Regions from separate parts of the Homo sapiens genome. Here region 1 is linked to region 2. Evidence: chromatin loops called from intact Hi-C (ENCODE). Cell type or tissue: mammary epithelial cell. All regions are shown on one strand. Each heading gives the region's core, and the rest is flanking DNA. Links, peaks and the distances in the headings are about the cores only. Region 1 has its middle 940 kb from the start of LINC00971. Region 2 overlaps LOC105377188 (a long non-coding RNA gene).

Region 1 (2,804 bases), core at 216-2,715, 69 kb before region 2:
TAAACAGGATTATTTAACATGTTAAGGTATGTAGGATTGCCAAAATTATGTTTAATCTTCTTTAGGTTATATTTCAGTGAATAATATTAACATATGTTTCAAAATCATATGGGATGTCTAAAATCCTAATGTCTGAGTATATGCCATCAATCATAATTAAAATTATTGTGTTAAACTATTGTAAAACATAAAAATAGACAGATTTGTCCATCACATTTTTAAGTGTAACTACCCTGGATATTTCATCATTCAAACATGATTATTGTCTTGTTTTAGTCCCCTACAAAATATGGTTTATAATCAGCTATAGGACTTTGACAGGTGCTTTAATATGTAGGTTTCTGATAACTTTGGAAATTGTGACATGGGAGTAAAGGAAAATGTACGGGAATCATGAAGAGCTGAAATATTCCTGAATGTCAAATAAGAGTTAACTGCAAGAACTAAACTAATAGAAATCTAAAGTAATCTTTCTTCAGTCGGCTTGAAACGTTGCTAATCCTTGTTTTGTTCTTCAGAGTCAAGGAAACTTTTAACTTATCTACTTTTAACAATTGAGTATACTCCTGTAAACAAAATTTGGAGTATATTTGTTTCTCTCTGCCTGGTTCCTCTACAGTTTTGATTCTTAACTTATGGCAATGTTGTTATTTTCATGAGTGCAATGAGAATCCATTTTATTTTGCAACAGGACACAATTGGAGAAACTGATTGTTTGACCAAGGCTGTGGCTGGACGGATGTGCTTCCCTTTATGGAAATCAAGCTTGACTTGCAAAGCCAATAAAAGCCCATTGAGAGAACTGGCTTCATACCATGTCTACACAGCCTCTGTACAGGGTTCCTAACCTGTGCTGAGTAAAGAATGTCACTTTTTAACAGAGCCAGGAACCCCATGTTCTTGGAACCTCAAAAAAAAAAAAAAAAGGCATTCTCCCAACTCATAGGTATTTGACAGTACAAACCCATGTCTGGGCTTGGCTTTGAAAAGTCTTATCTGAGATTCCTTGTGGTACAGAGTTCCATCAAAGCTAATTTGAAAAAAACTATGTAAAAATAATTATTCTTGCTGTACTTTATGCAAATAATCAGGTCAAGTATACGACTAAATTTTATTTTGCAAACAACTCAGTCCTATCATGGTTTGTATTCAACAAAAACGAGGACTGAAAAGAAAAAAAAAATATGTTTCAAAATTTATTTTATGCTTGTCATTAAATTTAAATCTCATTGGTTGTTTTTTAAGTTCTTGCCCACCTCTTAGACTAACTCTGCTTATTTCTGTAAACCCACCAGCAATCTCCAGTTGTAGTTCAGAAGAAACAAAAAGGGATGGGTAATGTAAAAACCTCTACCATTATTCTACTTATGGGCAATTATCTTGCAAATCCTTTGATGTGATGAGAGTATATATGGTGCCCATAACTCAGAGATTTATTTGTTTGGGAAATAAAACCAAAAAAGTTAACCAAAGCCAAGCCCCATGCACCCAAATCTTAACAGGAATAACTATAGTCACCCGTTATCTGGGCATGTCGACAGCCTTGGGATTTTCAGGCTGTCCTTACCTCCCCCTGGTTTCATTTTAATACATTTCCTTTAATAACCTAAATTGCTTTTCCTTGACTAAAGGCTATCAAGGTCTAAATGGTGATGCAAATGTAACCATACATGGGTGTGCCTTCCTTCCGAGGACACTTAAATCAACACTAGGAGGAACCCTAGCTGCTCTTCCCCTACACTACATCCCTCTCCAAGAGGAAGTAGCTAGAATTTAATACCATTCCCTCTAACAGCAATTAGGATCTCCACTGCTGAGGCAGGAAATGAGAGAGGAGAAAGGAAAAAATTTGATCAGGTAGGCAGTTAGGGTGGGTCCTCTGTTGAATTCTTTCAAACAAAAGAACAGCCTGCAGGCACAAAACGGAAACTTACACAGGGACGCTTGCCTAAGATGTGCCCACAGATACACAGATAAAAAAGGCAACTCAGATGACTTGCCCAGACATGCCCACAATAACAAATTCCTTCCTCTGACACATGCACAGTAAGGGGAACAAAGCAATATAGAATAACTCAAGCTACAGGCCCTCATGCACATTAGGAGGACAGGGTGGAGTTACCAGAAATTTGTGCCTTATGCAAATGAGATGTCCAGCCCTCATTGATTTCTTATAAAAGCCTGTGCATTCAACTGTGAAAAATGCAATCCTTTCCTGGACTCCTCCCTGCTGCAGAGAGCTGTCCTCTTTCTTTCACCTGTTAAACTTCTGCTTCTGCTCTGATATCACCCCTGGTGTGTCTGCCTCCTTGAATTCTTCAGCCATGAGACTATGAACTTTGGGTGTCACCCCAGGCAATGAGTCCATTTCATTCTGATGAGGCTTCAGATGGAACTGAGGAACATCGTATTGGAAACTGGAGTAAATGCTGCGCTTGTTATAAATTGGCAAATATGTTGCCTGAATTGTGGATGCTCAAGGGCTTTGTGGAAGGCCAAATATGAGAGTGAAAAACTAGGATGTCTGGCAGAAGAAATTTCTAAGAAAATTATAGGAGATACAGAGTTACTTCTGGCTGCTTATACTGAGATTCAGGAGCAAAAGAATAACTTAGAACAATTTATAAATAAAAAGGGAAGCAGAGTGGAGAGATTCGAAAAAGTTTCAACCTAGCCACGTAAAGGGTAAAACAAAATGTCTTTAGGAGAGGAAACCAAGGGTGTGGTGTGGATAGAAAAGAAGCAGGTGCAATTTCACACATGGTAAAATTGAACCTAAAGGCATTTTAGAGATCTTCAAGGCT
Region 2 (2,804 bases), core at 64-2,563:
CCTTTGTTGGGTGCATAGTTCATGAAAATTTTCTCCCACTCTGTAGGTTGTCTGTTTACTCTGCTGATTATTTCTTTTGCAGCATGAAGCTTTTTAGTTAATTAAGTCCCATCTATTTATCTTTGTTTTTTGTTGCATTTGCTATTGGGTTCTTGGTCATTAACTCTTTATCTAAGCCAATGACTAAAAGAGTTTTTCCAGTTTTATCCTCTAGAATTTTTATGGTTTCAGGTCTTATATTTCAGTTTTTGGTCCTCTTGAGTTGATTTTTGTATAAGATGAGAGATGAGAATCCAGGTTTATTCTTTAATATGTTGCTTGATGATGATCCCAGCACTATTTGCTAAATAGGGTGTCCTTTACCCACTTTATGTTTGTGTTTGCTTTGTCAAAGATCAGTTGACTAGATTTAGCTTTATTTCTCAGTTCTCTATTCTGTTACATTGGTCTATGTGCCTATTTTTATATCAGTACCATGCTGTTTTGATGACTATGGCCTTGTAGTATAGTTGTCAGGTAATGTGATGCCTCCAGATTTGTGTTTTTTGTTTGTTTTTGCTTTGTCTTTCCTTGGCTATGCAGGCTCTTTTTTGGTTCCATATCAACTTCAGGATTTTTTTTTTTATAATTCTGTGAAGAACAATGAGAGTATTTGATGGGAATTGCATCAAATTTGTAGAATTGCTTTTTGCAGTATGATTATTTTTACAATATTGATTCTACCCATCCATGAGCTTGGAATGTGTTTCTATCTATTTGTGTCATCTTTGATATCTTTCAGCAATGTTTTGTAGTTTTCCTTGTAGAGGTCTTTCACCTCCTTGTATAGGTATTTTCCTAAGATACTTAAGTATTTTGTTTTTGAAACTATTGTAAAAGGAATTGAGTTCTTGATTTGATCCTCAGCTTGGTTACTCTTGGTGTATAGTGGTGCTACTTATTTAGATACATTGATTTTTGTATCCTGAAACTTTACTGAATTTATTTATCAGAGCTTTTTTTTTTTTTTAAGATGAGTCTTTAGGGTTTTCTAGCTATACAATCATATCATCAGTGAACAACAACAGAATGACTTCCTCTTTATCAGTTTGGAAACCCTTGATTTCTTTCTCTTGTCTTATTGATCTGGATAGGAGTTCCAGTACTATGTTGAATAGAAGTGGTGAAAGTGGGCATTATATTCTTGTTCCAGTTCTCTGGGGGAATGCTTTCAATTTTTTTTTGTTGTTCAGTAAACTGTTGGTTGTGGGTTTGTCATAAATGGCTTTTATTACCTTAGGGTGTGACCCTTCTATGCTGATTTTGCTGAGAGTTTTAATCATAAAGGAATGCTGGATGTTGTAAAATGCTTTTTCTGTGTCCATTGAGCTGATTATACATTTTTTGTTTTTAATATTGTTTATGTGATGTATTACATTTATTGACTTGCATATGTTAAGCCATCTCTGCATTCCTGGTATGAAACCCACTTTATCATGGTGAATTATCTTTTTAATAAGCTGTTGAATTCACCTAGTATTTTGTTGAGGTGTTTTGCATCTACGTTCATCAAAGATTTTGGTCTGTAGATTTCTTTTTTGGTTATGGCCTTTCTTGATTTTGAATTAGGGTGACACTAGCTTTATACAATGATTTGGGGAGAATTCCCTCTTTCCCTGTCTTTTGGAATAGTTTCAGTAGGATTGGTACCAATTTTTCTTTGAATGTCTGATAGATTCAGCCGTGAATACATCTGGTTCTGAACTTCTTTTTTTGGCAATTTTGTTATTGCCATTTCAATCTCTCTGCTTGTTATTGGTGTGTTAAGAGTTTCTATTTCTTCCTGGTTTAATCTAGGAGGGTGGTAAATTTACAGGAATTTATCTATCTCCTCTAGGTTATCCAGTGTGTGCACATCAAAGTGTTCACAGTAGCTTTGAATGATACATTGTAGTTCTGTGGTATTGGTAGTAATATCTCCCATTTCATTTCGAATTGAGCTTATTTGGATTTTTCTCTTCTTTTCTTAGTTAATCTCACTAATGGTCTATTAATTTGGTTTATCTTTTCCAAGAACCAGCTTTTTGTTTCATTTATTTTTTGTATTGTTTTTGTTTGTTTTAATTTCATTTAGTTCTGCTCTGATCTTTGATATTTCTTTTCTGCTACTGGATTTGGGTTTGGTTTTATCTTGTTTCTATAGTTACTTGAGGTGTGACCTTAGATTATCTATTTGTGCTCTTTTAGACTTTTTGATGTAGACACTTAATGCTATAAACTTTCCTCTTAGCACTGCTTTTGCTGTAAGAGGTTTTGATAGGTTGTGTCACTATTATCATTTAGTTCAAAGAATTTTTAATTTTCATCTTGATTTCATTATTGACCCAACAATCTTTCAAGAGAAGATTATCTAATTTTCAAGTATTTGCATGGTTTCGAGGGTATTTTTTTTTTTTTTGGTGTTGATTTCCAGTTTAATTCCACTGTGGTCTGAGAGAATACTTGATATAATTTCAATTTTCTTAAATGTATTGAGGCTTGTTTTGTGGCCTATCATATCATCTATGCTGGAGAATGTTCCATTTGTTGATGAACAGAATGTATATTCTGCAGTTGTTGGGTAGAATGTTCTGTAAACATCTGTTAAGTCCATTTGTTCTAGGGTGTAGTTGCTGACTTTCTGTCTCAATGACCTGTCTAGTGCTGTCAGAGGAGTATTGAAATTCCCCACTATTACTGTGTTGCTGTCTATCCCATATCTTAGGTCTAGTGGTAATTGTTTTATAAATTTCGGAGCTCCAGGATGGGTGTGGTGGCTGACATCT

Evidence for each region. Peaks named below come from ENCODE experiments on the same cell type or tissue, not always from the same donor. Only the 100,000 strongest peaks of a DNase experiment are listed, where the experiment ranks them.
Region 1: it touches region 2 in a loop (6-fold over the local background); 2 of 110 quality-filtered maps call a loop at or near these places.

The regions. Positions count from the first base shown.
Region 1 is chr3:83,932,662-83,935,465 of GRCh38, forward strand. No RefSeq gene overlaps it. Among named protein-coding and RNA genes, the nearest start is that of LINC00971, 940 kb to the right of the region's middle. RefSeq lists an enhancer at 1,517-2,716. In mammary epithelial cell, for the core only: a CTCF peak has its summit at 1,704; a DNase peak (open chromatin) is centred at 1,990; H3K27ac peaks cover 2,434 bases.
Region 2 is chr3:84,001,946-84,004,749 of GRCh38, forward strand. The region is part of intron 3 of LOC105377188 (a long non-coding RNA gene); the gene reads left to right. Among named protein-coding and RNA genes, the nearest start is that of LINC00971, 870 kb to the right of the region's middle. In mammary epithelial cell, for the core only: no CTCF peak of the experiment used is centred there; no DNase peak of the experiment used is centred there.